Linked DNA regions of Homo sapiens: region 1 is linked to region 2. The links are chromatin loops, found by intact Hi-C in ENCODE. Cell type or tissue: right lobe of liver. All regions are shown on one strand. Links, peaks and the distances in the headings refer to the core of each region. The heading gives the core; the rest is flanking DNA. Region 1 has its middle 15 kb from the start of SMCR2. Region 2 overlaps ATPAF2 (ATP synthase mitochondrial F1 complex assembly factor 2).

Region 1 (16,553 bases), core at 3,702-11,701, 360 kb after region 2:
TGTGGCATAGCAATTTAAAAAATAGTATCCCTGACTTTTCTAAGCTTTTTGCTCCTTCCAACTCGCTTATGCTTCCCAAGAACCCGGGGGGGAGGTCCTGAACCAGCCCCATTTTACAGATGAGGAGAGGAGGCAGCGTGTGTGTGTGCTTCCTGCGGCTGCTGGAACAAATGACCACAAACCCAGTGGCTTAAAACAATGCACATCTATTCTCTTACAGTTCTGCACGCCGGAAGTCCAAAGTCAAGGTGTGGGCAGGGCTGGCTCTTCCTCGAGGCTCTGGGGGAGAATCCTTGCTTCCATCCTCATATCACAGCAACCTCCGCTTCTATCGGCGTAGCTCCTCCTCTCAGTCGAAGCTCCCTCTGCCTCTTTCTTATATACAAGGACACTTGTGATTACATTTGGGGCCCATCCAGATAGCCTGCAACAATCTTAAGATCCGTAATCTAATTACGTCTGCAAAGACCCTTTTGCCACCTGAGGGAGCACTGGTAGGCTCCGGGGATGAGGGTGTGGGGTCCTGGGAGGCCTCTGTGCAGCTGCCTCAGAGGGTAGCAGTGGCACAGCTGCAATGTGGACCCGGGGGGTCTGGCTCCAGATCTCGGTGCCATAGCACTTCCCTTGAAGATGGTTCCCTGATTGTGGGGCTGGCCGTATGGCAAGGCATTCCAGGCAGAAGGAAGAGAGCAGCCCCGGCCTCCAGGCAGGAAGGCAAGGGTAACATGGGAGGAAAATCTGGCCTCCGCCAAAGTGAGGCACAACCAATATAGCTTTGTGGGCAGAGAGAGGGCACAGGTTACTTGGACCCTGATGGGGCATTGTTCTCCTTGGCCTGCATGCTGCAGGCCAAGGCTATGGAGCCTCCATGGAGGGCGGGGATGCACCTGTTCCTCCCACCTCCTCCCCATACCTAAACACCTTCAAAGAACAAAGGAAGAAAGGAGGCTAAGGAAGAAGGGAGGCTGTGTGTCCCTTCATGGATGTAGTGTTTAGAACGTGCCAGGCCGTGAGCTAAACTATTTGTGTCTGTCTCTCATTTAATCTTTACAACCATAATACCTTTTATACCTATTTAATAAATGCACAAATTGAGGCTTATTAACAATGGCTAGTATATCTTGAGCATCAGCCACAGGCCAAACTCAACATAGGTTTGTGCTTATGTAATGCTCACAGCTCCCAGCAGCCCTGTATGGAGGGGTGCCATCTGTCTGTATGGAGGGGGAAACAACTCATTGATATAAGTGAGCAGTTACAGAATGCTGAGGACGGTGTGGGCAGGTGGGAGGCCTCAATCGGGCACTGGAGCTGTAGTTTGGCATGAAAGTGGGGGACTGGCAAGGTCGAGACCAGGAGCAGATGGGGCTTGGGTGGGTGCAAGGAGCCCCCCAGGCCCCTCCCTGTCAGCCATGAGCAGCCGGGAGGTGTGCAGGCCCTGTAGGGAACCAGCATTGATCCCAGGCTGTGGGATGGGGGTGGGGAGGGAGTAGGAGAGGGGCTGGGGCAGGGAGTGGGGAAGGGAGGATGGGATGGGGAGGGAGTGGGAGTGGGGGAGGGGAAGGGAGGATGGAGGGAGGAGGGAGTGGGGATGGGGGTGAATGGGAGGGAGTCAGTGAGGTCCTTGAGGGTCACCATAGTAACAGGAGCCAGCTCTGCTCTGAGGCCTGAGTCTGAGCCACCACGGGGAAGGAGATAAAAGGTTTTCTATCGATCTCTGTTGGGAAAGTCATCAGTGATAAGCTGGGCTGGAGGGGCCGGCTGGCGGGAGTGTGCATACTGGCTGCACACGCATGGCTCAAGGGTGCCCAGGGAGCCCCCACAGACTGCGGTCAGACTGTTTGGGAGGTGACCGCTTGAGCCAGGGAGGGGCTGGGCTGGAAGCCACGTCTATCTGCTTCTCCTTTAACGGGGGCAGCTGGCTGGCTCAGCCTCCTGCCTCAGCCTTCCCTTCTGCTCAGTGGGGCAGTTGGGCCTAGGCTGCCTCCCTGGGGTGGGGGATGAGTCAGGGATGCAGAGGCGGGAGGGAGAGAGGAGCTCAGATGCCGTGGCTGCTCTGTGGTCTGCACTGGAGGTTTGGCTGCAGGAAACTGGTCCTTTCTCTTCAGAAGTGCAGGCCCATCTGGGGCATCAGCAGCCACAGCTGGGGTGGGCTGGCAGTCTTGGGTGAGGACAAAGACTCCAGCTGCCCAAGAGCCAGGGCCAGACTGTCGTCCAAGGCCCCACTGAGCCAAGGGCATTCAGCTCAGGGCCCGTGTGTGTGTGTGTGCGCGCGCGCGTGTGCGTGTGTGTGCGCAGGTGTGGGCATGTGCAGCTGTGCCAGTGCCCCGCTAGGCCTTGAGTGTGTACAGGTCACCTGCCCCTGCCTGTCTCTGTCTGCACTCTTTCCCTCCACAGGTGTTAGAGCCTGCAATGCCCCGGATGCTGGGCTGGGTAGGGGTGCAACAGTGACTGAAGCAGACACAAATCCATGTCCTCATGGAGCCAACATTCTAGTGGGTATCTGGGGCAGGAGAGAGACAGACAAAATAGAAAGGTAAATATAGGAGCTATGGATGATGAGTGTCCCAGGGGGTGCGGGAGGGGGTGGGAGGGGGAAGCAGCTTGTTAGTTAGGTGAGAGAAGGTGGTCTTAGAGCCTCTAGAGACCTGAGGGAGGCAGGGGACAGATGTGTGGGGAGCTGGGAAGAGGAGACAGCAGGTGTAAAGGTCCTGAGGCAGGAGTGTGCCGGGAGCAGTGGGGAGGCCTGTGGGGCTGAAGAGCAATGCATGGGGGCAGAGAGCAGGAGGCAAGGACAGAGAGGGTCAGGACCAGCTTGGGTGGCCACAGTGTACAGTGGGGCCTCTGGCTCAGACCCTGAGTGACGGGGTCCTTCAGGGAGAGCTGGGATCTCCCCTAGGTCCTCACAGTGCACCCTGGCTGCTGAGAGGGGCCAGGGCAGGAGCAGGAGGCCTGGGAATCCAGGGGGCCCTGGCCAGGGTGGGGCTGTGGGCAATGAAAAGATTCCAATTCCAAATATACCTTGAAGGTAGAATAGACAAGAATTTCTGACGTGGGGTGAGGAGAGGAGCCCAGGACACTCCAGAGTTTTCCACCTGAGCAAGAGCAGGGTGTGGCCTGAACAACAGATGGCGTGCCCAGGCCCTCTGTGGCATCTAACTGTTGTTAGAGGCCCAGGTGTAAGGAGGGAGGGGTGTGCATCTGTCCACACACGTGGGTGGGGTGTGTGCAACTCTGTGTGCAGCCCTAGAGGGCCAGGCTGGGGTCTCAGGGCTGCTGGTTGGAGCCTTACCCCATTCCTGATGGGGCCAGCTCCCAGCCACCGCTGGAGGCAAGAATGGCCCCTTCCTGGCTTGCTCCTGGGGGGCACTCAGCTCTTTCTGCTCTCCTGAGTCCCTAGAAATGAGGGTGCACTCAGCCATGCCACAACCCCTGCCCTTCTCCTTCCTGCTGCCCTCCAGGGCCTGTGGGATGGGGGCAGCAGACAAAAGGGAGAAAAAACCAAGGAGGGAGGGGCCATGGCAGGCCCCTGAGAGTCATCTGTGGGGTGAACACAGCCCTTTAGACATAACCCTCCCAAGACCCCCACCTGTTGCTGGGATGGACGTTGTTGGAGTCTGTTCTGGGGCCCCTGAGAGGAGGAACCTGCCCAATAGCAGAGACACTGACCCCCACGCTGAGGTCACCTCCCTCCAAAGCCAGAAAAAAATCCCATTGATCCACTCAGCTCTCAAAGTTCATCTACCCTCCTTCTCCATTTCCCCAAATCCTGGTCATTCTCCAAAACCAGCTCACCCTCTGGCTTCTGGGAACCTGGTGAGGCACCAAGAAGGTGGGTGCTTGAGTCAGCCAGAGGGCTCATGCTTCTGCCCTGCCACCTGTTGCTGTGTGACCTTGGGCAAGTCACATCACCTCTGAGCAGGCACTTCCTCCCCCTGTAACTTGGAGCTGCTAACAGCTTCTCTGTGGGGCCGTTCAGAGGTAAGCTGCACAGAGGACTTAGCTGTTGCTTCTGTGAGCCTTGGTTTCCTAATCTGTCAAGGGCTGTGGGAAGATGAAGTGAGACACTGTGGAGGCCCAGCTTGGAGGCCACGGTGTGCCTCCCCTGAATTCATACCTTCCTGCTCCCAGGACCTACCCATCCGTCTCTCTGTGCTCCTCACTCTACTTCTCTGAGAGCCCCACTGTTCTGGGGAGCTCTCACCAGCCATGGTCACAGGCTCTTGGGGCCTATGGTGTCAGCGCTGATGGGGTCTCAGGTCTGTCACTGTACCCGGCCCCACAGCCAGAGCTAAGTTTGGGAGCTGGCCACGGAGTGTCTGCGGCTCATGATGGTAGGCTGAAAAATGGCCCCTAAAGATATCCAGGTCCTCATCCCTGGAACGTGTGGGTGTCCCCTTTACAGCCAAAAAATGGGCTCCTGCAGATGTGCAAAGTTAAAGGTCTTGAGATAAGGAGATGATCCTGGGCTATCTAGGGGTTCCTTAAATGCTGTCCCTAGTGTCCACAACAGAGAGAGGCTGAGGGAGACTCGACAACACAAGCACGGAGGAGGAGACTGCGCGGCCACCGAGGCAGAGACCAGAGTGATGCAAACACAGCCAGGGATCACCAGGGCAGCTGGCTGAGGCTGCAAGGGGCCCTGCACAGGTTCTCCCCTGGCGCCTCCGAGGGGGCACAGCCCCACAGACGCCATGACTCGAGACCAGTGATACTGATTTTGGACACCCAGTCTCCAGAACTGCAAGAGAATCATTTCTGCTGTTCTAAGCCCCGACATGTGTAGTAACTCTTTACAGCAGCAACAGGGAACGAACACTCACAGCTTAGGATTTCCTGGCTACCGCCCAGACCTCGCCCTGCCTCATGTCCATCCAGAGCTGGGCGTGAGTGTGTAGGGTGTGCAGGTGGCCATTTACTCCTGTAGGCCAGCAGGGGCCCGGGGATCCTGGGCAGGTAGAGGGGATGGAGGATGGACAGGCTCTGGAAGCCCAGACCACGTGGATGTTCTGTGAACTGCTGGACCCTCAGCCCAGGCCCAGGAGCATGGGAGGAGTAAGCCACAGAGCATGTGTTGGCTGCTTGTGTCCACACACAGCTGGGGGGTGTGTTTGGTGCATGTCCACGTGGTGGGTTGTGCGGGTATAGAGGTGGGGAGTAGGCACTTGTGCACCTGGTATAGACCCAGTGGAAAACCCAGGTGTGCCAGAAACAGCCAGCTTCCTTTTTTCTTTTTCTTTTTTTTTTTTTTTGAGATGGATCTCACTCTGTCACCCAGGCTGGAGTTCAGTGGTGTGATCTCGGCTCACTACAACCTCCACTTCCCGGGTTCAAGCGATTCCCCTGCCTCAGCCTCCCAAGTAGCTAGGATTACAGGCGCCGGCTGCCACGCCCGGCTAATTATTTTGTATTTTTAGTAGAGATGGGGTTTCAGCATGTTGGCCAAGCTGGTTTCGAACTCCTGACCTCAAGTGATCCACCCTCCTCGGCCTCCCAAAATTCTGGGATTACAGGCATGAGCCACCACGCCCAGCCCCTTTTTTTCTTTAAATCATCTTACATCCTGTTCTAAGCCCCTATCCTGCTGGCTGGTGGGCAACTGAATCTCAGCCATTATTGGGAGCTTCTTTCTTCTCCAGAGCCACACAAAGGTCCCAAGGCCATGATGAGTCTGGCCACCGGGTCTGGCAAAGGAGGCCAGCAAAGCTCTCTGAGACAAGCTAGGGACCAGGCTGCCTGCACTGGAGCATGGGGTGGGGTTAGTAAAACAGAACAAAACCAAAATTAATATCTGCTGTTTGTCTAGAACCCTGGAGCTTTGCTGCTCAATATGGTTGTCATTAGCCACGTGTAGCTAGGTACATTTCAATCAATTTAAAAGAAATAAAACTTAAAATTGTGTGTGTGTGTGTGTGTGTTTCTTTTAGAGTCTCACTCTATCACCCAAGCTGGAGTACAAATGGTGCGGTCTCAGCTCACTGCAACCTCCACCTCCCGGGTTCAAGCGATTCTTCCGCTTCAGCCTCCCTAGTAGCTGGAACTATAGGCACATGCCACCACACCCGGGTAATTTTTGTATTTTTGGTAGAGACAGGGTTTCACTCTGTTGGCCAGGCTGGTCTTGAACTCCTGACCTTGTGATCCGCCTACCTTGGCCTCCCAAAGTGCTGGGATTACAGGCATGAGCCACCGCGCCCGGCCTTTAAAATTGTTATTATTATACTAGTCACTTTCTGGTGTTCAGGAGCGGTGTGTGGCCACCCTGTGGGACCTGGTATAGGAAGTTCTATTGGGCTGTACTGCCAGAAGCGTTCAACCACTGACATGAGTTCTGCCCCTCTGAGTGGGGTGACCTGCCCATTTACAGATGGGGATGCAAGGATCAAGCACAAAATGACTTACCCAAGGTCACTGGCAGCAGTTGGCACCTCCAAGCTCCATGGGCAGTGGCACCCCGGGCCACGGGGTAGAGTGGGTGCTTGCCAATGTTGGCTGCTGAGTGAACGTGCCAGTGCCGTCCTCTGCCTCCTTGGAGGAAAGCTGCCTGTGAAGAACAGTCCTGCCCTCGTTCAGAGGTACGGCCTCCTGATCTCAGCCTGGTAAGGCACTGTGTGGCTCTAGCCCTACCTCAGGTACCACACTTTGCCTCTTTGGGACCCTGTGTCCCCGTCCATGAGATGGAGATTGTGACCACTGCATAGGGCTGCCTGGGATTTCCATGAGTTAATGTCTGTGAAGTGCATAGTACAATCTAACTCAATCATACGACGTTTGAGAGATGATGGGATTTGGCACACAGGAATGAGCACTGCGCCTCCTCAGAGTGACTCCCAGAGGTCAAGTTGGGATTTACTTAGACTGAGACCCGCAACCTTATCATGCTTCTAGCATTCATCTGACAAACATCTATTAAGCTTGCTTTTGGGGGCCACGACCGATGTAAGCCTGCAGCTGTGAGGTCTACCCTAGGCTAGGGAAGGTTATTCTGAGAAGAAAGTGAACCCCAAGGAAGGGGAAATCCAGAAGAAGATTCCTGATGACATCTGACAGCTGGATCCAGCTGTTCCTGAAGCTTTTATATTCCTGTTTTGTTTGCCAATAATTTTTTTTGTCATTTACAACTCAAAGCCAGGCCGTCTGGTCCAACCCCTTGTCCCCTGATACTTGATGCTTCTCCATAGCAGCTATGACAGTCTCTGCTTGGATGCTGCTCATGATGGGGATCTCACTACCTACCAAGGGAGCTCTACAAGGGCAGAACCAACTCTGGTGCAAGTGAGAGCTGATAATCTATTGCTCTTGTCTGGAAATGGTGTGCACAGCTGGGAGCTCCCCTGGATTGGATTCAGGGCAGTGGAAAGAGGACCCTTCATGGTTCAGTAGACCTGAATTCAAATTTCAGGCCTGGTGGTGACTCACTGTGTGACCTGAGTGAGGCAAGGGACTTCCCCTACCTGAACCTCAGTTTCAACATCTGTAAAATGGTCTCCCTGGCCACACTGATTTGGTGAGGACACCACGAGGATTAAGCAAGAAAATGTGTGTGAAGCTCTGGGCGCACGCCAGTGTGTGGCACACAGGGGACACCTGAGGGCCACATCCCTCCTGTGGGTAATGCTAATGGACACTGCACACCCATCTGAGAGGGTCCACTCTGCGTCCATAAGAGGTTGGCACTGGGGAGTCCGCACTGGGCCAGGCTGCTCCTGCTCTGCGGAGCGTCTGCTGCAGCTGTGACTCACAGCCCGACCACACTCACAGCCCAAGACTCGGAGCCGTCTGTTGTTATGGCGACGCAAGCCCACTGGAGTCCTGGGCTGTCAGTCATCAAGGTCTGACGCTGGGGGTGTGTTTTGGCGTGTGGGTGTGGCCTGTGTGTTTGTGTAGGGGGATGGGCGTGTGAATGCTATTCCTGCGTGTTCAAGGCAGTGTGCTGGTGTTTGTGTGTGGACTTCCTGTGTGTGCAAGGCTGGGCATGTCTGCATTGAGGGCGTTTGTCTGTGTGTGGTGTTGAGCTGTGTGTGCGGTCTGGGTGTCTGTGGGCTGTGTGTGTGTGTAATGTGCCTTAGGAACGCTGGCCCTGAGGCAGGGTGGACAGGAGGGTGGCCCAGGGAGGGGTGTAGGCCTGGGTGTCTATCGCTCTGACCTGGTGGCCCTGGGTTGGTCACTGCACCTTTCTCAGCCTGTTTCCCCCTCAATAAGCACAGCAGGTTGCAAAGGGCACTCACACTCGCTATTTCATTTAATCCTCCTGTGATCCTGTACCAGCAGCTGCTCACTCAACTCATATTTAGAGTCCACTCTGTGTCAGGCCCTGGGGATACAGCCATGAACAGAGACTTCCTCCGCTGAGGGTCTCCAGTCTCCAGTCTGGTGGGAGATGGACAATACACAAACAAGCAAACAAAACCAGAGACTCCAGTGGGTGCTGGGAGAAGGAACAGCAGGAGGAGGGCACAGAGAGTGATGGGGTGGAAACTGAGGACAGGGTGGTCAGAGAGGTGACTTATGAGCAGAGGTTCTGAGGAAGGAGGCCAGAGTCATGGGAAGAGCATCGCAAGCATCGCAACAGTAAGTGCAGAGGCCCTGAGGCAGGTGGAGGTTCATGTATCTGTGGCCCAACGAGCAGGCCGCGCACTGCAGCGGTGTGGGTGGGATGGGCAAGGCCACTGCCATTTGCAGTTTGTGGATTCCAAGGCAAGTGCACTGGTGAAAACAGCCCATTGTTCATCCACTGATGAATGGAGAGGCAACATGCGGTATGTCCAGACAAGGAAATAGTATTTGTCAATAAAAAGGAACAAATGGCCAGGCGCGGTGGCTCATGCCTGTAATCCCAGCACTTTGGGAGGCCAAGGCGGGCAGATCACTGAGATCAGGAGTTTGAGACCAGCCTGACCAACATGGAGAAACCCTGTCTCTACTAAAAATACAAAATTAGCCAGGCTTGGTGGTGCATGCCTGTAATCCCAGCTGCTTGGGAGGTTGAGGCAGGAGAATCGCTTAAACGCAGGAAGCGGAGGTTGCAGTGAGCTGAGATCGTGCCATTGCACTCCAGCCTGGGCCACAAGAGTGAAACTCCGTCTCAAAAAAAAGGAACAAGCTACTGGTACGTACAAAAATATCAGTGAATCTTAAGTGGATTATGCTGAGCAAAAGTAGCCAGCCTTGAAAGGCTGTAGGCTGCAGGATTCTATTATGTGACATTCCGGGAGTGACAAAATGATAGGGACAGAAAACTAATCAGCGGTTGCCAGGAACTGGGGATGGGGAAAAGGCTGACCTGACCACAAGGGGGCTTGAGGCAGTTATGTGATTTGACACATTTGTCAAAATCCATAGAATTGTATGCTAAAAATTGATGAGTTTAATTGTATGTAAATTATACGTAAATATACCTGGCCACACACCAACACCCAACATCTCACAAAGCTTGGGGCTGAGTGACCCTCCCACCTCCCGGAGAGCTCGTGAGAGCAGCTCTGGGAAACACACTTTTCTTCAGGTCCTGTCATTTCATTTTCAACTGCCTTGTCCTTAATCTGTCTTTGCCGTGAATATAGTAGTTTATTTTCTTTTTTGTTTATGTTTTTGTTTTTGTTTTGTTTTGAGATGGAGTTTTGCTCTTGTAGCCCAGGCTGGAGTGCAATGGCGCGATCTCAGCTCACTGCAACCTCCGCCTCCTGGGTTCAAATGATTCTCCTGCCTCAGCCTCCTGAGTAGCTGGGATTATAGGCGCATGCCACCACGCCCAGCAAATGTTTGTATTTTTAGTAGAGATAGGGTTTCACCATGTTGGCCAGGCTGGTCTTGAACTCCAGACCTCAGATGATCCACTTGCCTCGGCCTTCCAAAGTGCTGGGATTACAGGCATGAGCCACTGTGCCCAGCTGGTAATTTCTCAGTAAATATTTGATCAACCGATCTGGAAATGCTTCGCATCCAAAACTGAGGGCCCTTGTTCTCAGCTGCTGAGGAAAGACCAGGCAAAAGCGTCAGGGGCTTGACCAGGAGGGGTGTGTGCGTATGCTCGTGTGTGTGTGTGTGTGTGTGTGTGTGCACGTGCGCATGTGTGTGAGGCAGGGCTCAGTGCACACCATGCTGAGTGTTTTTAGCAGAATGTGGTGGTCCATGGAGGGCATGAGCACCCCAGTTCTCCTTCCTGGCACCAGCCAAGGTGAAGTGCGCTTCTTCACGCGCTTCAAGGTCAAGGCTGTCTGTAACTTGCTTTGGCCAATGAAATGTGAGCAGAAATGAGGATGTCACTTCCCGGAAGCAGCTTCCGGAGTTGGTGTGCAATTCTTCACTTTCCTTTCCCTGAGCTGGTGAGACCCCATCAAAACAGAATCTCAGTCAGCCTGGACCCAGACTGGCTGCACCATGTAGTGTCTTCCTGCTCCCTGGTCAGACGTAGCATGAGCAAGAAATCAACTTTTGCTCTTTATGTATGTATGTATTTTTTTTAATAGACTTTCTTTCTTGTTGGAGCAGTTTTAGATTCACAGCCAAACTGAGTGGAAGTTGCAGAGATTTCCCATGTCCTTGCTGCCCCCACATGTGCACAGCTCCCCACCCCCATTGTCAGCACCCCCCGCCAGATGGTACATTTGTTCCAGTCCTGAACCTACATCGACACATCATTATCACTGGAAGTCCGTGGCTTAGGTTAGGGTCCCTCTTGGTGTTGTTCATCTGTAGTTATAATGCCATGGGTCATACTGACTTGTTCCACGGCCTTGCAATTTCTCTGTGCTCTGCCTATTCATCTTCCCCATAAACCCTGACTTTTTTTTTTTTTTTTTTTTTTTTTGAGACAGAGTCTTGCTCTGTCTCCCAGGCTGGAGTGCAGCGGCACAATCTCGGCTCACTGAAACCTCCACCTTCCAGGTTCAAGTAATTCTCCTGCCTCAGCCTCCCGAGTAGCTGGGACTACAGGTATGCACCACCACGCCCGGCTAATTTTTGTATTTTTAGTAGTATGGAGTTTCACCATATTGGTCAGGCTGATCTTGAACTTGTGACCTCGTGATCTGCTCACCTCGGCCTCCCAAAGTTTTGGGATTACAGGCGTGAGCCACTGTGCCCTGGCCACAAACCCTGACCTTTTTACTGTCTCCATAGTTTTGCCTTTTCCAGAATGTAACATATTTAGAATCACACAGTATGTGGCCTTTTCAGATTGGCTTCTTTTACTTAGTAAAATTCATTTAATATTCCTCCATGTCTTTTCGTGGCTTACTAGCTCATTTCTTTTTAGCGCTGAATAATATTTCATTGTCTGGGTGTGCCACGGTTTATTTATCCATCCACCTACTGAAGGACATCTTGGTTGCTTCTAAATTTTGGCAACTATGAAAAAAGCTGCTATAAACATCTGTGTGCTGGGTTTTTTGTGGATATATGTTTTCAACTTATTTGGGTAAATACCAAGAGGCATGACTGTTGGATCACATGGTAAGAATCTGTTTCATTTGTAAGAAAATTGCGTGTCTTAACTCAGGCTGCCATAACAAAATACCACAGGCTTTGTGGCTTAAACAACAGAAATTTATTTCTCACAGTTCCGGAGGCTGGAAGTCCAAGATCAAAGTGTGGGCAAGGTAGGTTTAATCCCGCAGCTCTTCTCTGGGCTCAGAGATGGCTGCCTTCTCGCTTTGTCCTCACAAGGTGGGGTGGGGAAGAGAGAGAGGCAGCCAGCTCAGAGCTTGCTCTCATGTCTCTTCTTATAAAGACACTCATCCTATTGGATTGGGGCCCCATCCCTATGATCTCATTTAGCCTTAATCACCTCCATAAAGGCCCTGTCTCCAAATAAATACAGTCACAAAGTGGGCTGGGGCTTCAGCATACGAAATTTGAGAGAACAAAAACATTCAGTCCATAACACTGCCAGACTGTCTTCCAAAGTGGCTGTATCATTTTGCATTCCCACCAGCATGAGTGAGAGTTCCTGTGGCTCCACATCCTCACCAGCATTTGATGTTGTCAGCATTCTGGATCTTGGCCATTCTGATAGGTGTGTAGAGGCTCTCACTGTTGTGTTAATTTGCATTAACCTGATGATGTATGATGTTGAGCCTCTTTTCATATGCCTTTTTGCTTTCTGTGTATCTTGGGTGAGGTGTCTGTTTAGATCTTTTGTTTTTTAGAGATGGGGTCTTGCTATGCTGCCCAGGCTGAACTTGAACTCCTGGGATCAAGCAATCCTCCTGCCCTACCCTCCTTAGTATCTGGGACTACAGCAGTATGCCACCACATCCATCCCTATTTTTTAACTGGATTGTTCATTTTCTTACTGTTGAGTTTTAAGAGTTCTTCATAAATTTTGGATAACAGCCCTTTATCAGATATGTCTGTGGCAAATATTTTCACCCAGTCTCTGGCTTGGCTTTTCATTCTCTTGACAGCCTTTTGTAGAGCAGAGCAGAAGTTCTTTATTTTAATGAGGTCCAACTTACTAATTCTTTCTTTCACAGATTGTCCCTTTGGTGTCGTATCTAAAAAGACATTGTGCGACCTTGATTGATTGATTGATTTATGGAGACAGGGTCTTGCTCTGTCACCCAGGCTGGAGTGCAGTGTGGGCAATCACAACTTGCTGCAGTCTTAAACTTCTGGGCTTAAGTGATCCCCCTGCCTCAGCCTCCCCAGTAGCTGGGACTGCCAGTGTGTGCCACCATGCCTGGCTAATTTTTAATTTTTTTGTAGAGACGTGGTACTTCACTATATTGTCCAGGCTGATCTTGAGCTCCTGGCCTCAACTGATCCTCCTGCCTCTGCCTCCCAAAGTGCTGGGATTACAGGCATGAGCCATGCACTGCCCAGGTGCAAACTTTGTTCTTAAAAGCTGGCCAGGCACAGAGGCTCAATGCCTATAATCCCAGCACTTTGGGAGGCCGAGATGGGCAGATCACTTGAGGTCAGGAGTTCAAGACCAGCCTGGCCAACATGGTGATACCCCATCTCTACCAAAAAATACAAAAATTAGCAGAGCATGGTGGCAGGTGTCCGTAGTCCTAGCTACTCAGGAAGCTGAAGCAGGAGAATTGCTTGAACCTGGGAGGCGGAGGTTGCAGTGAGCCGAGATCATGCCAGCCTGGGCAACAGAGTGAGACCCTCTCACCACTCACAAAGCTGCAGCTGGAGCCAGTGACACTGCTGTAGGGACACGTGCCTTTGCAGCAGGGAGGAGCTTCTCCCACACTTTCCCACCAGAAAGCATTCTGGTCACACATGTCAGTGAATCTAATGGTCAGAGCCAAGTTCACATCTAGAACCGAGCTGCAAGGGAGTCTGGGACTATGATTTCAGGTTTCCAGACTCACTATTCAGGAAAGCATATGAAAAGGAGGTAGGGACAGGGGCTGTAGGCCACTTGACTTTGGTCAATGCAGGGGGGCAGTGGGAATTGAGGGGGGGTCACCACTGCAAATGAGAAGAGGCAGAGCATGAGACATGGGAAGGATACCAGGAGGGGTGAGCAGGCTCAGACTGGGTAGAGGGTTGAAAGGAAGAGGGTGCCCCAAGGAAAGAGCAGAGGCCAGAGGTTGGCACTGGCCAGGTGGAAAAGGCTGGGGATGAGATGAGAGAGGGAGGGGGTAGATTACAGTGTGACCCTGGATGTAATGGGTTGAATAGTGTCAAAATTCATGTCCAACCTGACTGTTAGGATTCGACCTTACTTAGAAACAGGGTCTCTGTAGATATAATTAGTTACAGATCTCAAGGTGAAATCATTCTGGATTTAGCTTGTAATCTTAGTGCTTTGGGAGACCACTGAGGAAGGAGGATCACTTGAGGCCAGGAGTTCAAGGCTGATCTATCATCGCACCACTGCACTCCAGCTTGGATACAGCACTGCACTCCAGCTTGGATGACAGAGCAAGACCCTGTCTCAAAAAAAAAAAAAAAAAAAGAGAAAAAAAAAAAAAAAACAGGGGAGGACACAGAGACACACATCTTCCCATGTGAAGACTAAGGCAGAGATTGAAGTGATGCAGCCACAAGCCAAGGAATGCTGGGAGGCAGGAAAAGATCCTTCCCTAGAGCCTCTGGAGGGAATGCAGCCCTTTCAGATACCCTGATTTTGGACCTCCAGCTCCAGAACTTCAAGAGAATAAATTTGTTGTAAGCCACCTTGTTTGTATTGCTTTGTTACAGCAGCCACTGAAAATGAATACACTGGCCGAGTGAGAAAGTTTTGATGTTTGTCCCCTCCACATTTCATGTTGAAATGTGATCCCCAATATTAGATATGGGGGCTGGGCATTGTGGCTCACACCTGTAATCCCAACAATTTGGGAGGCCAAGACAGGTGGATTGCTTGAGTTCAGGAGTTCGAGACCAGCCTGGACAACATAGTGGGACCCCATCTCTAAAAAAAAGATCCAAAAGTAGCCACATGTGGTGGCACATGTCTGTAGTCCCAGCTACTTGGAAGGCTGAGGTAAGATGATTGCTTGAGCCCAGGAGGTTGAGGTTGCAGTGAACTGTGGTCGCACCATTGCACTCTAGCCTGGGAGACAGAGCAAGACCCTGTCTCCAAAAAAAAAAAAAAAAAAATATATATATATATATATATATATATGTGTGTGTGTGTGTGTGTGTATATATATGTGTATATATACACACACATATACACACACACATATATAATGTGTGTGTGTATATATATATATATATATATATATATATATATATACCTATTTTATTTTATTTTATTTTATTTTGAGACGGAGTCTTGCTCTGTGGCCCAGGCTGGAGTGCAGTGGCGTGATCTCTGCTCACTGCAAGCTCCGCCTCCCAGGTTCACGCCATTCTCCTGCCTCAGCCTCCTGAGTAGCTGGGACTACAGGCACCTGGCACCACGCCTGGCTAATTTTTTGTATTTTTAGTAGAGACGGGGTTTCACTGTGTTAGCCAGGATGGTCTCGATCTCCTGACCTCGTGATCCGCCCGCCTCGGCCTCCCAAAGTGCTGGGATTACAGGCGTGAGCCACCACGCCCAGCCTATATACCTATTTTACACACACACACACACACACGTGTGTGTGTGTGTGTGTGTGCATATATATATGAGTATATGAGGTGGGGGCTGGTGGGAGGTGTTGGGGTCATGGGGGGTGGATCGCTCATGAATGGCTTGGTCCCTCCCTACAGCAATGAATTCACACGAGATTTGGCACCTCCTTTGCTTTCTCTCCTGCTCCCTCTCACCATGTGACACACCTGCTCTCTCTTCACTTCCCACCATGATCAGAGGCTTCTTGAGGCCCTCACCAGAAGCAGATGCAAGCCCTGTGCTTTCTGACCAGCCTGCAGAGCCGTGAGCCAAATAAACCTCCCTCCCCTCCCTTCTCTCCCTCCCTCCCTCCCTCTTTCTTTCTTTCCTTTCTCTCTCCCTCCCTTTCTTTCTCTTTCTTTCTTTCTTTCTTTCTTTCTTTCTTTCTTTCTTTCTTTCTTTCTCTCTCTTTCTCTCTCTTTCTGTGTTTCGCTCTTGTCGCTCTCTCTCTCTCTCTCTTTCTCTCTTTCTGAGTTTCGCTCTTGTTGCCCAGGCTGGAGTGCAATGGCATGATCTCGGCTCACCGCAATCTCCACCTCCCAGGTTCAAGCAATTCTCCTGCCTCAGCCTCCTGAGTAGCTGGGATTACTGGCATGTGCCACCACGCCCAGCTAATTTTGTATTCTTTGTAGAGATGGGGTTTCTCCATGTTGATCAGGTTGGTCTCGGAGTCCCGACCTCAGGTGATCCACCTGCCTTGGCCTCCCAAAGTGCTGGGATTACAGGCGTGAGCCACCGCGCCTGGCCAAACCTTGTTTCTTTATAAATTACCCAGCCTCAGATATTCCTTTATAGCAACAGAAATGGACTAATACAGAATTGGTACCAAGGAGTGAAGTGTTGCTATAAACATACATGAAGATGTGGAAGCAGATTTGGAACTGGGTAATGGCTAGAGGTTGGAAGAGTTTGGAGGGCTCAGAAGAAGACAGGAAGATGAGGGGAGGTTTGGAACTTTTTAGAGAACTGTTAACTAGTGTGACCAAAATGCTGACAGAAATATGGACAGTGAGGGCCAAGCTGATGAGGTCTCAGATGGAAATGAGGACTTTATTAGAAACTGGAGCAAAGGTCACTCTTGCTATGCTGTAGCAAAGAACTTGGTTGCACTGTGTCCATGCCCAAGGGATTGGTGGAAGATTGTACTTCAGAGTGGTGATCTAGCGTATTTGGTGGAAAAAAATTCTTTTTCTTTTTTATTTTTTTTGAGATGGAGTCTCTCTCTGTCACCCAGGCTGGAGTGCAGTGGCACGATCTCAGCTCACTGCAACCTTCACCTCCCAGGCTCAAGCAATCCTCCCACCTCAGCCTCCTGAGTGGCTGGGACCACAGATGTGTGACACCATGCATGGCTAATTTGTATTTTTTGTAGAGATGGGGTTTGCCATGTTGCCCAGGCTGGTCCCAAACTCCTGAGCTTAAGCGATCTGCCCGCCTTGGCCTCCCAAACTGTTGGGATTATAGGCATGAGCCACTGTGCCCAGCCTGGTGG
Region 2 (16,553 bases), core at 5,309-13,308:
AAGCAATTCTCCTGCCTCAGCCTCCCAAGTAGCTGGGATTACAGGTGTCCGCCACCACACGTGGCTAATTTTGTATTTTTAGTAGAGATGGGGTTTCACCATGTTGGCCACACTGGTCATGAACTCCTGACCTCAGGTGATCCTCCCGCCTCAGCCTCCCAAATGCTGGGATTACAGGCGTGAGCCACCATGCCTGACCACAAAGGGTTAATTTAGATTTGTGGATGCTCACTTTACATAATGGTGGCACTTGATCTACTGCCTTCTTTTCCTTTTTAAAAAGCCTAAACTTACTAGTTAGGCTCTTGGAAGTACCTGGCACATGGTAGGTAGTCAAATGTGAAAGAAAATAGGAATGAATGAATGAGAAGGGAGGTGCATAAATCAGGCCCATGCATGCTTTTTTTTTTTTTTGAGACAGAGTCTTGCACTGTCACCCAGGCTGGAGTGCAGTGGCGCAATCTTGGCTCACTGTAAGCTCCGCCTCCCGGGTTCACGCCATTCTCCTGCCTCAGCGTCCCGAGTAGCTGGGACTACAGGTGCCCACCACCACACCTGGCTAATTTTTTTGTATTGTCAGTAGAGACGGAGTTTCACCATGTTAGTCTGGATGGTCTCGATCTCCTGACCTCATGATCCACCCTCCTCAGCCTTCCAGAGTGCTGGGATTACAGGCATGAGCCACCGCGCCCGGCCCCCGACCCCCACGTGTTCTCTCTAAAGACCTTACCAGTTGTGAGATATTTGTGCGTATTTGAAGTAGTAGAAGATTAAACCGCAGTGGGTTCTTCTCAATGAACACTTCAGTCAGCAAGCTGATTGAACTTGGCCACTTAGGAATGGCCATGCCATTGAAGGTTATCAGAAGGAGAGGAGGAGTTTACGAAAGGGTCACTGAGGTGTTGGAGAAGGAGATATTGCAACAAGAAGACCTATATGAGGTTGTTGTGGCAGTTTAGTTCTGCACCAGCTTATCAGAGGTCTATTGACTCCCAGAGTGGCAGGTGTTCTGGAGAAACCTATCTATTCAGCGTATCTGGCTGAATGCAACTGCCTGATGAAGTCAAGGCTAGAAGTCTTGTCTCTGCTATTTACCAGTTGTCTGTCACCAAGACAAGATGTTTAGCTTCTCTATCACCTCCGAGGCATTAGCTGCCTTGTCATCCTCATAGAATAGTGGTGTGGATTGAGGGAGATTATGTAGTCTGTAGATCAGGGTCCAGCCTGCCACCTGTTTTTGTAAATAGAGTTTTATTGGAACACAGCCACATGCATTCATTTACATATCATCTATGGCTACTTTCACTACAGTGGCAGAGTTGAATAGTTGGAACAGATATTGTATGGCTTGCAAAGCTTAGAATATTTACTATCTGATTCTTTGCAGAAAAAGTTTGCTAAATGTTATACATTTGGCCTGAAGGATTTTTTTAACAGCTTTATTGAGATATTTACTTGCTATACAATTCATTTACTTGAAGTGTAAATATAATAGTTTTTAGTATATTTACAGAATTGTACAGCCATTGCCACAATCAATTTTAGAACATTTTTATCACCCTTAAAAGAAACCTGCACCCTTTAGCTATCATCCACCCTTACTACTTCCATCCCTTGGCAACTACTACTTTCCTTTGTTCTTTTATAGATTTCCCTGTTTGGGACATTTTATATAAATAGAATGTGGTCTTTTTTGACTGACTTTTTCACTTAGCATAATGTTTTAAAGTTTGGGTTTTTTTTGTTTTTTTTTGTTTTTAAGAGATTGGGTCTCATTCTGTTGCCCAGGCTGGAGTGTAGTGGCACGATCACAGCTCACTGTAACCTCAAACTCCTGGGCTCAAGTGATCCTCCTGCCTCAGCCTCCCAAGTAGCTAGGGCTACAGGCACACACCACCATGCCCGGCTAGCTTTTTAGTGCTTTGTAGAGATGGGGTCTTGCTCAGGCTGACCTCAAACTCCTGGCCTCAAGTGATCCTCCTGCTTCGGCCTTCCAGAGTGCTGGGATTACAGGAGTGAGCCACCATGACCAAACGTTTTTAAGTTTTATCCACCTTGTATCATGTATCAATGACTCCATTCTTCTTTATTGCCAAACAATATTCCATTGTATGTGTAAATATGCCACATTTTACTTATCCATTCATCCATTGGTGGACACAGGGTCGTTTCTACCTTTTGGCTAATATGAATAACGCTACTATGAACATTCATGTACAAGTTTTTGTGTGGACATATGTTTTCATTTCTCTTGGACATATACCTAAGAGTAGAATTACTGGGTCAAATGGTAACTCTGTTTAACTTTTGGAGGATCTGCCAGACTGTTTTTCAAGGTGGCTGTGCCATTTCACATTTCCACCAGCAGTGTTTGAGGGGTCCAGTTTCTCTATATCTCAACACTTGTTGTTGTCTTTTTTATTACAGCTGTCCTAAAGGGTTTGAAGTGGTATCTCATTGTGGTTTTGATTTGCATTTCTCTGATGAATTATGTTGAGTATCTTTTCACGTGCTTAATGGCTATTTGTATATTTTCTTTGAAGAAACGTCTATTCAGATCCCTTGACCATTGTTTTTTTTTAAAGAGAGGGGGTCTTGCTCTGTCACCCAGGTTGTAGTGCAAGTGGCTCAGTTACAGCTTACTGCAGCCTCAACCTCCTGGGCTCAAGCGAGCCTCACACCTCAGCCTCCAAAGTAGCTGGGAACTACAGGTGTGTGCCACCATGCCCAGCTGACTTTAAAATTTTTTTGTACAGACAGGGTCTTGCTATGTTGCCCAGGCTGGTCTCAAACTCCTGGACTCAAGCAATCTTCCCACCTCGGTCTCTCAGACTTGAACATTTTTAAATTGGGTTATTTGTTGTTGTTTTTGAGACAGGGCCTCGGTCTGTTGCCTAGGCTAGAGTGCAGGGGTGTGTTCATGGCTCACTGCAGCCTCAACCTCCCAGGCTCAGGTGATCCTCCCATGTCAGCCTCCTGAGTAGCTGGGACTACAGGCACGTGCCACCATGCCTGGCTAATTTTTGTATTTTTGTAGAGACAGGGTGTTGCCATGTTGCTCAGGCTGGTCTTGAACTCTTGGACTCAAGTGATCCACCTGCCTCAGCCAGCCAAAGTGCTGGGATTACAAGCTCGAGCCACCATGCCCAGCCTATTTGTCTTTTTGTTATTGAGTCGTAAGAGTTCTTTATGTATTTGGGCTGAAGAATTTTGATACCTGAAAAGAGTTGGTTAGAGCCGCCCTAGGATTACAGATGGCCCTGGAGTTAGAATTTCACCTTTAAGGTTTAAGGCCCACCAGATGGCACTGTTTTAAAAGATAAAGGCACTGAGACAGCTCTGAAACCAGTACTTCCTCTTCTTGGTGCACTGTGGGAGTTGTGGTTCCTGAGGCTGGTAATCTTTCTAAAGGAAAGGCCAGTTCTGCATGATCCTACAAAGCTAGGCTGATTTTTTTCATCTTTAAAGACAGGGTTACCATTGATGTCTGCTAACCATGTATTCACCGAGAACATGGAAGCTTCATAGGTTTCTGGTGGTCTCACATTTTGTCTTATGTGACATTGTTGGGGAACATGGATCCCCCAAACGAATTGTCCAGATCATGTTCTTTTTTTTTTTTTTTTTTGAGACAGAGTCTCATTCTGTCACCCTGGTTGGGGTGCAGTGGCGCAATCTTGGTTCACTACAACCTCCGCCTCCTGGGTTCAACTGATTTTCAGCCTCCTGAGTAGCTGGTATTACAGGCAGGCAATACCACACCTCGCCAATTTTTTAATTTTTTGTAGAGACAGGGTTTCACCATGTTGGCCAGGCTGCTCTTGAGCTCCTGGCTTTAAGTGATCTGTCCCCCTCGGCCTCACAAAGTTCTGGGATTACAGGCATGAGCCACCATGCCCGGCCCCAGATCAAGTTCCTGTATGCCTGTGTGGAGCCTTTACTTGGCTCCCTTTGCTGTCTTTGCAGTGATCTACATGTCCCCCATATGTGGCCCCATTGCCCTCTCTAGCATCTTAGAGAATCTTGCATTCTCCTTCTGACCATCTGTCTAGTCCACAACTGCTCTCTAGAAACCCTGGTCCTTCATGCAACCTGTTTCTTCATCTGGAAACTACTTCCACAGCCCTGCTCTGCCAAAAAAAAAAAAAAAAAATTGAATCAATCAGAAAGTTTGGTACCTCCTGCCTCACCTTCAAGTTGCAATTTAATTCTGACTAATCGTTCCACGTGCCTGCCCCATCACAGAAGTCACCTTATTGTTTGCCTGGTTTAGTGTCTGTATTCCTACTAGACAGTAAATGGCTGGAGAGTGCAGAGATGAGCTTTGCACATGTCCCATCCCCAGGACTTGTATGTCCTGGAACATGATCAGTACTCACCAAAGCTTGTTCCAAGACACGTTTGCCCCTCCAAGTGTCAGTGGGTCATTCAGGAGAGCCCCTGGCTAAAACACATCTATGTGCACCTGCCTTCTAATCTGAGGCCTGGCGGCCCCTGGGCTTCTTTTGCCCTTCTGCCGTCTCATTTTCTGCATGGTTTTCTTCTGCTTGGAGAAATTTTTGGTGGCTTCTTCCCTGCCCTCCATCTATCCCACTCCCATCTAGTTTTTTCTTATTCAGTTACAGAAGTGAGCCTGGCCAACAAAACAGAAAAAAGACTTCCCTCTTGGGAAACCTGGCTGTCCCAGGAGCTTTTGAAGGTTCAGCCCTGTGCTGGCAGTTCCTGCCTTGAGTCTGTTCGTCTGCCCCAGGTCTCTTGGGTTCACTTCCCAGACCGGGCCTGGAAGTATGCTAGAGTGCTCACTCTTGTACATTTGTACACTCTGCTGGCTCTTCCTGCTGACATGGGAAGACCCTTTCCCCAGTGTTGAGTCAGAGCTTTCAGAGCCCTTCCCAACTTCCTGCCTGGCCTGGCTTTTATACATGCAGCCCAGCCTGTTGCATTGGAAAACACAAAGGACATGGTCTACCTCACTCCAGACCTGAGAGAGGAAAGGAGGCCTCCAGACCCATGTCTAGCCTGCCATTTGGATATGACCAGGACAGCATGTAGAGAAATTTAAAAGCAGTAGGGTGCTGTAAACTTCTAATTTTAGTGTCAAACGTATGAGATAATCAGTGTTGTGATTTCAGATGAAGGTGCCATAGTAAGACAACATCATCTTGGTGGACAGATCTGATCCTAAAAAAACACTTTATTTTCTTTTTTTTGAGATGGAGTCTTGCTTTGTCACCCAGGCTGGAGTGCAGTGGTGCGATCTCAGCTCACTGCAAGCTCCACCTCCCGGGTTCACGCCATTCTCCTGCCTCAGCCTCCCAAGTAGCTGGGACTACAGGCGCCCGCCACCACGCCCGGCTAATTTTTTGTATTTTTAGTAGAGATGGGGTTTCACTGTGTTAGCCAGGATGGTCTCAATCTCCTGACCTCGTGATCCGCCCGCCTCAGCCCCCCAAAGTGCTGGGATTACAGGCGTGACCACCGCGCCTGGCCTAAAAAAACACTTTAAACTCTGTCTATTTTATTCACTCTTGTATCCCAAGTGCCAAGACACATGGTAGACACACACATATTTTTGTGGGAAAACAATTTGGGCCTTAGTTTAGTAAGTGCAAATGTGGAATGCAATTTTGGGCCCTCTGTCTGTAAGTATTAGTGATAGCAAATGAGATTTATAGAAAACTGATATGATGGGAAAACATAAAAATATTTGGAGTAGGCTGGGCGCAGTGGCTCACGCCTGTAATCCCAGCACTTTGGGAGGCTGAGGTGGGCGGATCACGAGGTCAGGAGATCGAGACCATCCTGGCTAACATGGTGAAACCCCGCCTCTACTAAACAAAATGCAAAAAATTAGCCAGGCGTGGTGGCAGGCACCTGTAGTCCCAGGTACTCGGGAGGCTGAGGCAGGAGAATGGTGTGAACCGAGGAGGCAGAACTTGCAGTGAACCGAGATCGCGCCACTGCACTACAGCCTGGGCGACAAAGTGAGACTCCATCTCAAAAAAAAAAAAAAAAAAGGCCAGGCGCGGTGGCTCACGCCTGCAATCCCAGCACTTTGGGAGGCCAAGGCAGGTGGATCACGAGGTCAGGAGATCAAGACCATCCTGGCTAACACGGTGAAACCCCGTCTCTACTAAAAAAAAAAAAAAAAAAAAAAAAGCCAGGCGTGGTGGCGGCGCCTGTAGTCGCAGCTACTCAGGAGGCTGAGGCAGGAGAATGGCGTGAACCTGGGAGGTGGAGCTTGCAGTGAGCTGAGATCGCGCTACTGCACTCCAGCGTGGGCAACAGAGTGAGACTCCATCTCAAAAAAAAAAAAAAAAGAAAAAGAAAAAAAATATTTGGAGTAAAACCAGTTGCCCACTTCTCCATTACCCTTCCCTGTCCATGCACACATACTAATTTCTCCTGAATTTTCATGGTCTATTTGAATTAATGAAATTTTAACTTAAGCTTGTTTTTTTTTTTTTTTTTTTTTTCCCCAAGAGACAGGGTCTTGTTCTGTTGCCCAGGCTGGAGTGCAGTGGTGCCATCACAGCTCACCTGAAGCCTCAGCCTCCTGGGCTCAAGCAATCTTCCTGCTTCAGCCTTCCTAGTAGCTGGGGACTACAGGCATGTGCCACCATGCCTAGCTAATTTTTAATTTTTCTTTTTTTTTTTTTTTTTTTTTTTGAGATGGAGTCTTGCTCTGCCACCCAGGCTGGAGTGCAGTGGCGTGATCTCAGCTCACTGCAGCCTCTGCCTCCCGGGTTCAAGCGATTCTCCTGCCTCAGCCTCCCGAGTAGCTGGGACTACAGGCATGTGCCACCACACCTGGCTAATTTTTGTATTTTTAGTAGAGATGGGGTTTCACCACATTGACCAGGCTGGTCTCGAACTCCTGACCTCAGGTGATCCACCCGCCTCCGCCTCCCAAAGTGCTGGGATTACAGGCGTGAGCCACTGCGCCCGGCCTCATTTTTGTATTTTTTGTAGAGATGGGGTCTCATGTTGCCCAGCTTGGGTCTTGAACTCCTGGCCTCAAGCAGTCTTCCCACCTTGGCCTCCCAAAGTGCTAGGATTATAGGCATGAGCCACTGCGACCAGCCTTTTTTTTTTTTTTTTTTTTTTTTTAGCGTTAAAGGCAAACTATTTGGCCGGGCATGGTGGCTCACGGGTTGGATCACTTGAGGTCAGGAGTTCGAGACCAACCTGGCTGGCATGGCAAAACTCTGCCTCTACTAAAAATTCAAAAATTAGCCTGGTGTGTTGGCGCATGCCTGTAATCCCAGCTACTCAGGGGACTGAGGCAGGAGAGTCGCTTGAACCCAGGAGGTGGAGGTTTCAGTGAGCTGAGATTGCACCACTACACTCCAGCCTGGGCAAGAGAGTGAGACGCCATTTCAAAAAAAAAATAATAATAAAATAAATAAATAAAGCAAATGATTTACTCTTTTTTCTTCCACATGCTGCATCATTATTTCCAATAAATAACTTCAGTTAGGGTCTCCAAAGACTTTGAGAACTCAGTGAACACATGAACGAGTGAACAAACGAATGAATGAATGAAAGTTTTGTGTTTGTCACAGATGTGAGAGACTGAGTTATAGCTTATAGCTTCCAAAATGTGACTTCTTTGTTATCAGTTGAGGGAATCTGCATAATTCCTTAGAAGTGCTCTTGGTTGTTAATCCCTCCAGGGTAAAAGAAGGAGACTGTTTCATGTAAGATTTTATTCAAGTTATTTTCAAAAGAAAACAAAGGACATAGATTTTCCCATTCTTGAAGGAAATGTTTGGAGTTCCTGTTGGATACACAAGCAAGCTGGTTAATTAGGTTAATTAATTGGAGAGAGGGGATGGGAAATGCCCTTGGGAGCTCTGTATCCTGCCGATGTATCACACACGCACACCCTGCGCACGCACACTGGCTTTCCACTCACTCCTTAGAGGCATCAGAGTCTTGCCTGAAATGGGTCTCTAGCTTTGTCCCACTCAGACACCGACTTTAGGTTTGAACTCGTTGTGCTGGCATGAGGTGGCACTGGTGGTGGGGAGGGTGGGAGAGCATGCCGAGATGCTCCTGATCAGACTTGTCCCCAGGCTGCGGGGCTGGCAGAGGTATGACCAGCATGTTCTGTTCCTCCCTTCTCCCTGGAGATCAGATGTTCCCTTCCCCCAGCTTTAATCAGAAGCGGTTGATTATACCGTGTTGAGTAGGGCAGACCTTGAATGGGGATATGAAAATCAAGCCAATCAATCAACATTAGCAGTAATGATACAAGCTGGTCCTGTCGCTTCCTGAGTTGTCTCAACGTTATTTTAAACTGCCTCTTTGAAAAATCTTTCTTACAGAAAGGAAGAGGTTTTATCAGAATGTCAGCATCACACAGGGTGAAGGTGAGTGTCTGAAATTTTGACTGCCTCTTTTTTTTTTTTTTTTTGTGAATGGTTGGGAACATTTTTCATCTTCAGCTGGTTTCATGGTGCGATTATCCTTCCTGCTTTTTGTGAGATATATTTCTGTAAGGGACTCAGAGTTGGCTTTGTCTGCACCAATTCAAGTGGCTAAATATAGGAATGGTCACTTGATTCCACTTAACAAATCCCTGAGAGTTTTTCATTTGATCTTTCAAGGTGGCTTTGAGATAAACCTGGACCACAGGAAGCTGAAAACTCCCCAAGCCAAGCTCTTTACCGTCCCCAGCGAGGCCCTGGCCATTGCAGTGGCTACTGAGTGGGATTCCCAGCAGGATACCATCAAGTACTACACCATGCACCTGGTAACAAGTTCACAGTGTGAACCTGGACCCTGAGACCCACCCAGGGCTTCGTAGGGTAGACCCTTTACCAAATTCCGACAAGGCCCTGGGGGCTGGTCCTTTGCCTGTCTGGCCCCCAGGGATTCACCTCCTCTCAAGTCACTAACGTGCTAAACTCTTTCCTTGTCTGGCCCGGCTACTTGCAGCTCTCTCTCCTAGGAACACTGTGCTGGATGGCTGGTTTCTCCTTTGGTTTCAGGACAGATGTCACCTTCATTGACTGCCCAGCTCTCTTATTTTCTATGACAGCAGCTGGCCATTTGTTTTGTCAGCACTTAGGCAATTTATAATTGTTTTATGTTTGCACATTTATTGTCTGTCTCTTCCACTGCCTGGTAAGCAACAGAAGGGCAGGAGCCATGTCTGTTTTACTCATCAGTGTCTGGACAGCCACTAGCAGGTAATTTAGTTGGTACTCAGTAAATATTAGTTGAATATAAGATCCACTGGAGGCAGATGGGTGAGGTGAGGAAGACTCCCTATAGAACCAGCCCCCTCGTCCACACCAAAGTGGCTCGCCTAGGCACCAAGGCTGCCTGGGGAAGGAAGGGCCCAGCTACACTCTTAGGTCCAGCCTCTGCAGCTTCTAAACTGTAACCTTGGGCAGGTTGCTACCCCTTTCGCAGCCCCATATTCCCCACCGATTAAAGATGAGTGATAATAGTACCCACCTCACGGAGCTGTGGTCAGGATGAGATGAGATGATGCAAGAAAGCCCTTGGCATGGTCCCCAGCACTGACTGGGCACTCAGTCAATACAGGAGTCAGCTGCTATCATCCCAGCCGCTGCTGTGCTCAACCTTTGCAAACCCAGGTGGGCCTCCTCCCAACATCACAGCCTGCTGAGGTGGTTGGCCTGGTCCTTGACAACCTAGTGAAATTAGGGTGATTAGGGCTACAAACGAATAGGGTAACCTAAGCAGCCTATTATTGACAAGGTAAGTCTGGAAAAAAAAAGATCTTTTTTTTTTTTTTAAACAGTCTAACTCTGTTGCCCAGGCTGCAGTGCAATGGCATAATCTCGGCTCACTGCAACCTCTGCCTCCTGGGTTCAAGCGATTCTCCCGTCTCAGCCTCCCAAGCAGCTGGGATTACAGACGTCCACCACCATGCCAGGCTAATTTTTGTATTTTTAGTAGAGATGGGGTTTTACCATGTTGGCCAGGCTGGTCTTGAACTCCTGACCTCAGGTGATCTGCCCACCTCAGCCTCCCAAAGTGCTGAGATTACAGGCGTGAGCCACCACACTTGGCCGAAAAAAATAATCTTGATCCCGATTTGCATGGGCTATTTCCCTACTTTCTAAGGTGTAAGGGAGGCAGCTGGTAAAGGTTTCCAGTCAGATTTGAGCTCCATCACTAATACATGTCTTATTAACTGTATTTGACAATGTACTTAACCTGTCTGGGCCTCAGTTTTCACATCCCAGATGGACATAATAATAGTACCTACTCCAAAAGGTTGTTGTGAGGATTAAATTAAATACACTAGAGCCTGGTAATAAAAGGCATGTGACCATGGGGGAGGTTCACTAATCCTGGGGCTGCTGCAAGCTTCCCTCGAGTCCTGTGAGCGTCAACACAAAGCATTTGGCATGGAGCCTGGTTGTGGCACACTCTCAGTAGCTGTGCTGCTGCTCCGGTAATGCAGACGCCTCTGGTGGAGGGCTGTGCTGTGGTGCTGTCTGCTATGTGTCAGATGTGGTGTCCTCAGGAAAGCAGGGCTTTTGCCTGAGCCCCGCAGGCAGTGACAGGGTGGTTTTTGCCTTTGATTCAGACCACATTGTGCAACACATCATTGGACAACCCAACCCAGAGAAACAAGGATCAGCTGATCCGGGCAGCCGTGAAGTTTCTGGACACCGACACCATCTGGTAATGGACATTTAGATGGGCATTCCCCTTGGATTGAGGCTATTTTTCCTGATTTGCCCAGATGGTTATCAGTGGAAGAAGAAACCCTCTCCATTTATTGCAAGGACAAGGAAGGTGGCCCACTTGACTTTGGCACTTGGCTGCTCTGTAGCCCCTTAGGAGGAGGACTCCTCGGGCTACAATGGTGTCAGAACATGGCCACCCCTCTTCTCTAGCCCAGAAGCTGCTCCTTAGGCTGGGAGGGTGGTTATGCAGCTCTTGCAGGTGCCGTGACCACAGGCCCCTTAGGCCTAGGGGGGCCTGTGACCTTAAACTTCTGCCCACCGACACTTTCTCAGGTAAAGCATCCTTGGCACTATGGATGCTGATAACTAGGAGTGTCCTTCTCCAGTTCTGAATTCTCCTCTGTGTCTATGTTTCTTGGCTAATTGTTCAGTGATGCCAAAGGAAAGTTGAGAAACAATGGAAATGATTGAGCAGCACCGTGCCTGCTAGCCCAAGTGCTCTAGGATCCTGAGTCATCTCACGATGACACAGGAAGTCAGCACTGATGGCTGGAGGCGTGCTTTCGAAGGGGGTGACCCATAGCTAGTGGGAACGCCCACTCCATTTATATTAGGGTTCACTTGATTGCAGGGAGCAGAAACCCATTCAACCTAGCTCAGACAAAAAGGGGATTCTTGAAAACTATACAGGGATCCTGACAGGAAATGAAGGACAGTTGGGTCACCAGGAAAGGTAGCTGGAAGATCCAATGTCAGAGCTCCTCCCTGTGCCCTACTAGGGTGAGAGGAAGGTGAGGGAGGAAAGGCTGGTTGTCCATCTGCCCCTCCCAGCACCCCAGCTTTTCCTGCATAACTCATGACCTCTCTTCCCCACTTTGCTTACACAAGACAGTGGATTTCCATAGTGCCCACTTGGATTCCCATCCCATGAGGCCCTGCAGCTCAGCTCCTCTCAACTGGCTCATGTCTGTGTCTCTTGGTCAAACAAATGGCACAGCCTGACCTCTAGCTTGGTCCCATCAGGTCTGGCATCTGTGCCAGCAGCTGCATCTGTAGCCAGGAGGTGGGTGGACTTATGAGGTATAAACAGGCTATTTGGTCTGTGACCAGGGGCACAGTCTCTTGGAGGGGGTGAGGGTAGAGATGCAAAGACTGAGCATCTGGCACAGCATTCCCATTCAGCATCTGGGTCAAGCGGGTGTGGACCCAGGGTTGCAGTTAGTAGATTGGATCTGCTTTAGGATGGCAGTAACAGTGTGGCAAGCTTGGACCTGTCAAATATTTGGGGGCATTTAGGGTAGTGGTTCTCAAACTCAAGCTTACACTAGAATCCCCTAGAGGGCTTGTTAAAACAGATTGCTGGGCCCCCCTCCAGAGGTTCTGATTTCTGTAGGCATGCAACCTGAGAATGTGTATTTCTAACAAGTTCCCAGGCGATGCTGGTGCCAGGGCCACACTTTGAGAACCACTGCTTTAGGGGAAAAGACTTGTGGGGCTGGGATGGTGGTGGTGAAGTTTTTGCTGTTGTCCTTTGTGTTTTTCCTTTTCTATCACTGAATGAAGGAATTGTACTTTTTTATTAATGAAGGTTATTTTTACAATGAATTAGCTACAGGGTGGAGGAGCCCGAGACATTAGTGGAACTTCAAAGGAATGAGTGGGATCCAATCATCGAATGGGCTGAGAAAAGGTAAGATGTACAGCCCTGCAGAAAGCACTGACTGGGCACCTGCGTTTGGTGGAGTGTAGGGGTCAGGGGGTCACGCTGGAAAACTAGTGCCCTTAGCTAGTCAGCTTTCTGATTTCAGAGCACTCGTGGGATTTGGCTCCCCTCATATGATCAGGGATAGGGTCATCCTGGGAAAAAAGCACCTCAAATTTAATTTCAGCCACTAGGTACAGCACACCTGCTGTAGCGGTTCATGAAGTGTAGGGGCAGCTCTGTGTCCTTGGAGAAGCAGTGGAGTTCCCAGGCCACCTTCTGCCAGCGGGTCAGAGCAGCAGTGTCGGTTTGAATCCCAGCTCTGCTGAAGACTCAGCTGTGTGACTTGGCTAATGAGTTGATCTCTCTGAGCTTCAATTTTCTTGTCTATAAATGGGGCTAATAATCCCTACCTCTCAGGGTTTGAGGAGGAATAAATGAATTGATGCATGTAAAGGCTTAGCATCCTGCTTATTAGCACACAGTAAATGTTCAAATTTTGGCAGTGATTTTAATCTTTGTCACAATTGCTGTACTATTAAATAAAATAACAGAACAACATATACGATATGTATGCACTTGGAGAAAAGTCTGGATAGCTTCCTGCAAAATTACGGGTAACATCCAATGGATATGTAGCTTCCAGGAATTGATATGAAATATTTTTCTTTAATAGGAAGACTCTTGAGTGCAAAGTTGAATGGATTATTGATGTGGTGGCAAAATAAATTCAATTTCATTTGATCCCAAGGGAAATTTGGAAGGGCTGGCTTTCATGGTACTACCTTGACTGTGGTATTTTCTAAGCTTGCAAGGCACATTTCTTGGTATAGCAGTTTTCCACAAAAGTGATGTTACCAATCAGTTCACTGATTTGCCACATGCTGCCCGATGCTCACAATGTGGCAGGTGTCCTTGGGTCTTAAAAGAGAAGGCAAAGGCAGTGCTCTAAAGACCAGACTACAATACTATGTGGGAATGTGACAAAACAGTGTCATTTCAGAATCTAATGAAATGTAATAATAATTTAGGTGCCTAGAGATCTTTGCTATAGTATAAAATCATCAGATTCTTGTGGCAGGAAATACCTCATCCTTAAGAGTTTATAGAAAAACTTAGCCATTTCTTACAGTCCATTTGTACTATTAGGAATTTCAGCAAGGATTTTTTATTTTTTCTTTCTTGAGATGGAGTCTCGCTCTGTCGCCCAGGCTGGAGTGCAGTGATGCGATCTTGGCTCACTGTAACCTCCACCTCTTGGGTTTAAACGATTCTCGTGCCTCAGCCTCTCAAGTAGCTGGGATTACAGGCGCCCACCACGCCCAGCTAATTTTTGTGTTTTTAGTAGAGATGGGGTTTCACCATGTTGGCCAGGCTGGTCTCGAACTCCTGACCTCAAGTGATTGCCCACCTCATTCTCCTGAAGTGCTGGGATTATAGGTGTGAGCCACTGCACCCAGCAGGATTTTTTTTTTTTTTTTTTTGAAAGGAGTCTCGCTCTGTCACCCAGGCTGGAGTGCAGTGGCGTGATCTCAGCTCACTGCAAGCTCCGCCTCCCAGGTTTTATGCCATTTTCCTGCCTCAGCCTCCCAAGTAGCTGGGACTACAGGCATGCACCATCTACACCCGGCTAATTTTTTTTGTATTTTTAGTAGAGACGGCGTCTCACCGTGTTAGCCAGGATGGTCTCAATCTCCTGACCTCGTGATCCGCCCGCCTCGGCCTCCCAAAGTGCTGGGATTACAGGCATGAGCCACCGCGCCCGGCCCCAGCCGGATTTTTTTAAGCAACAGAAAAAAATCAGTGATATATGGAAGAAAATTACAAAAATTATTTTTATCCCCCATTGTGTTTTTCTGTTTTATTTAGTTATGATTATTCTTGAAAATGTATCTTCTCAGCCAGGCGCAGAGGTCAGGAGGCGGAGGTCGCAGTGAGCCGAGATCATGCCACTGCACTTCAGCCTGGGGTAGAAAGCAAGAAAGACTTCATCTCAAAAAAAAAAAAAAAAAAAAAAGTTTGAAAAAATGACTGCTGACTGGTCATGGTGGCTCATGGCTGTAATCCCAACACTTTGGGAGGCTGAGGTTGGCAGATCGCGTGAGTCCAGGCGTTTGAGACCAGCTCGAGCAACATGGTGAAACTCTGTCTCTACAAAAAAAATTAGCTAGGTGTGGTGGCACATGCCTGTAGTCCCAGCTACTTGGGAGACTGAGGTGGGAGGATCGCTTGAGCCTAGGAGGTCAAGGCTGCAGTGAGTCAAGATCATGCCAGCGCACTCCAGCTTGAGTGACAGAGCGAGACCCTGTCTCAATAAAAAAGAAAACCTCCATGATATATGACATAAACATTATTTTAAGGAAAACCATTTTAAATATTGTTTTTAACTTTTATATGTCCTCAAATGTGAAAAACTTTAAAGAGATGTAAAAGGCAGATGGCCTTTTGATGGAGATTCCAGGTGAATGAATGAGCATTTCAGGCAGCTGCGTATAACCGAGCCCTAGCTCACATGACTCAGGAACCATCCCTTCATTCAGCACAGTTTCTTGGTCCTCCAAGTTTGCTTTTGAGGGACAGAAAATCAGGTCGGGAGGCCACTGACCATGGTGGCAGTTGCTCCTGTAGTCAAGACTAGCTCCTTGGCCAATGCACACACATGCTCTGAAGCTTAGGCCTTTGTTTCTAGTCAAAAGGTGGGCTGCTCTTGGGCTACAGCATGACAGAGACATGCCGAAGCCCTTTTCCTTTCAGATACGGCGTGGAGATCAGCTCCTCCACCAGCATAATGGGACCCAGCATCCCTGCCAAAACTCGGGAGGTGCTCGTCAGCCACCTGGCATCTTACAACACATGGGCTTTACAAGGCATGTATGGAGTTTCTTGTGGGCTTGGCAGGTGGCTGTGAAGGCCATCAGTGTCTGAAGCCTGTACTTGCCCCTCCCCAGGTCCTGTGAGTGGAGAGGCACAGAGTGTTCTGGGCTAGCTGAGTGTGGAGGCTGGGTGGCTCTGATGCTAGCCAATCACTCTACGCTCTAGGCTCACACCTTTCCACCTTCGACTTCGCCAGCAGAAGTCTTGAGTTCAATCTCATTGCCCTGGCTTGGGTCACATGTCCATCCATGAACCAATCACTAGACTGGGTGCGGAAAGCTCTGATTTGCCAAGTTCGGGTCATGTGTCTCACTAGGTAAGAGCAGAGGAGGATCACCCCCAGGGAAGACCAGAGTGCTCTTTCAGAAGAGTGGGACAATCGCTGGATGGCTCTTTGCACCACTCACTCCTGTTCTCTGCTAGGGCTGCTGGGACTCACAAGGGGTAGGTTGTGGCAGCTGCCCTGTTTTGGGTTCTGACTTGGCTTGTGTCCCTGCAGGGATTGAGTTTGTAGCTGCCCAGCTCAAGTCCATGGTGCTAACCTTGGGCCTGATTGACCTGCGCCTGACAGTGGAGCAGGCCGTGCTGCTGTCACGCCTGGAGGAGGAGTACCAGGTGAGGAGCAGCACCTCAGGTCCCGCCTCCCCCTTCCTAGTTCAGACTCACTTTGGGGGAGCAGCTAACCCATCTGAAATATAGTTATGCATACTTGGCTTTTATTACTTTTATGTACACGCAGAAATCAAAATCAAGGACCAGCAGAAGTATTGTCAAGTAGGCCTGGCATGGTGGTTCACACCTGTAATCCCAGCACTTTGGGTGGCTGAGGAGGATGGATCATTTGAGGTCAGGAGTTTGAGACCAGCCTGGGCAACATGGCAAAACCCTCTCTCTACAAAAATACAAAAATTAGCACCTGTAGTCTCAGCTACTTGGGAAGCTGACGTGGGAGGATTGCTTGAACCTGGGAGGTGGAGGTTGTAGTGAGCCAGGATTGTGCCACTGCATTCTAGCCTGGGTGACAGAGTGAGACCCTGTCTCAAAAAAAAAAAAAAAAAAGGTAAGATAATAACAATAAAAAAATAACAGTAAGTGCTACCGCTGTGTTCCTGCATTGTATCCATCTCACCTCCTCTCAGCAGCCTGGGCAGGTAGGAGCTGTGGTTATCTCTGTTTTACACAGAAGGAAATGGAGGTGCAAGGTTGCACCTCTGGAAAATGTGCCAGCTGGGGTTTGAAGCCAGGTCTGGTGATTTTAGGGCCAAGGCCGTCAGGCCTCACTCTGCACAAGGAGGTTCACG

What was found. Peaks named below come from ENCODE experiments on the same cell type or tissue, not always from the same donor. Only the 100,000 strongest peaks of a DNase experiment are listed, where the experiment ranks them.
Region 1: it touches region 2 in a loop (2.6-fold over the local background); 17 of 110 quality-filtered maps call a loop at or near these places.

The regions. Positions count from the first base shown.
Region 1 is chr17:17,654,745-17,671,297 of GRCh38, reverse strand. No RefSeq gene overlaps it. Among named protein-coding and RNA genes, the nearest start is that of SMCR2, 15 kb to the left of the region's middle. RefSeq lists enhancers at 2,822-3,321, 3,322-3,823, 7,476-7,615, 8,106-8,195. In right lobe of liver, for the core only: no CTCF peak of the experiment used is centred there; a DNase peak (open chromatin) is centred at 7,786.
Region 2 is chr17:18,020,437-18,036,989 of GRCh38, reverse strand. It overlaps ATPAF2 (ATP synthase mitochondrial F1 complex assembly factor 2), which reads left to right. Exons shown (of 8, transcript NM_145691.4): 2 at 8,331-8,375; 3 at 8,613-8,758; 4 at 10,574-10,671; 5 at 12,286-12,366; 6 at 15,133-15,245; 7 at 15,752-15,867. Among named protein-coding and RNA genes, the nearest start is that of ATPAF2, 10 kb to the left of the region's middle. RefSeq lists a silencer at 14,450-14,613. In right lobe of liver, for the core only: no CTCF peak of the experiment used is centred there; DNase peaks (open chromatin) are centred at 9,549 and 10,449.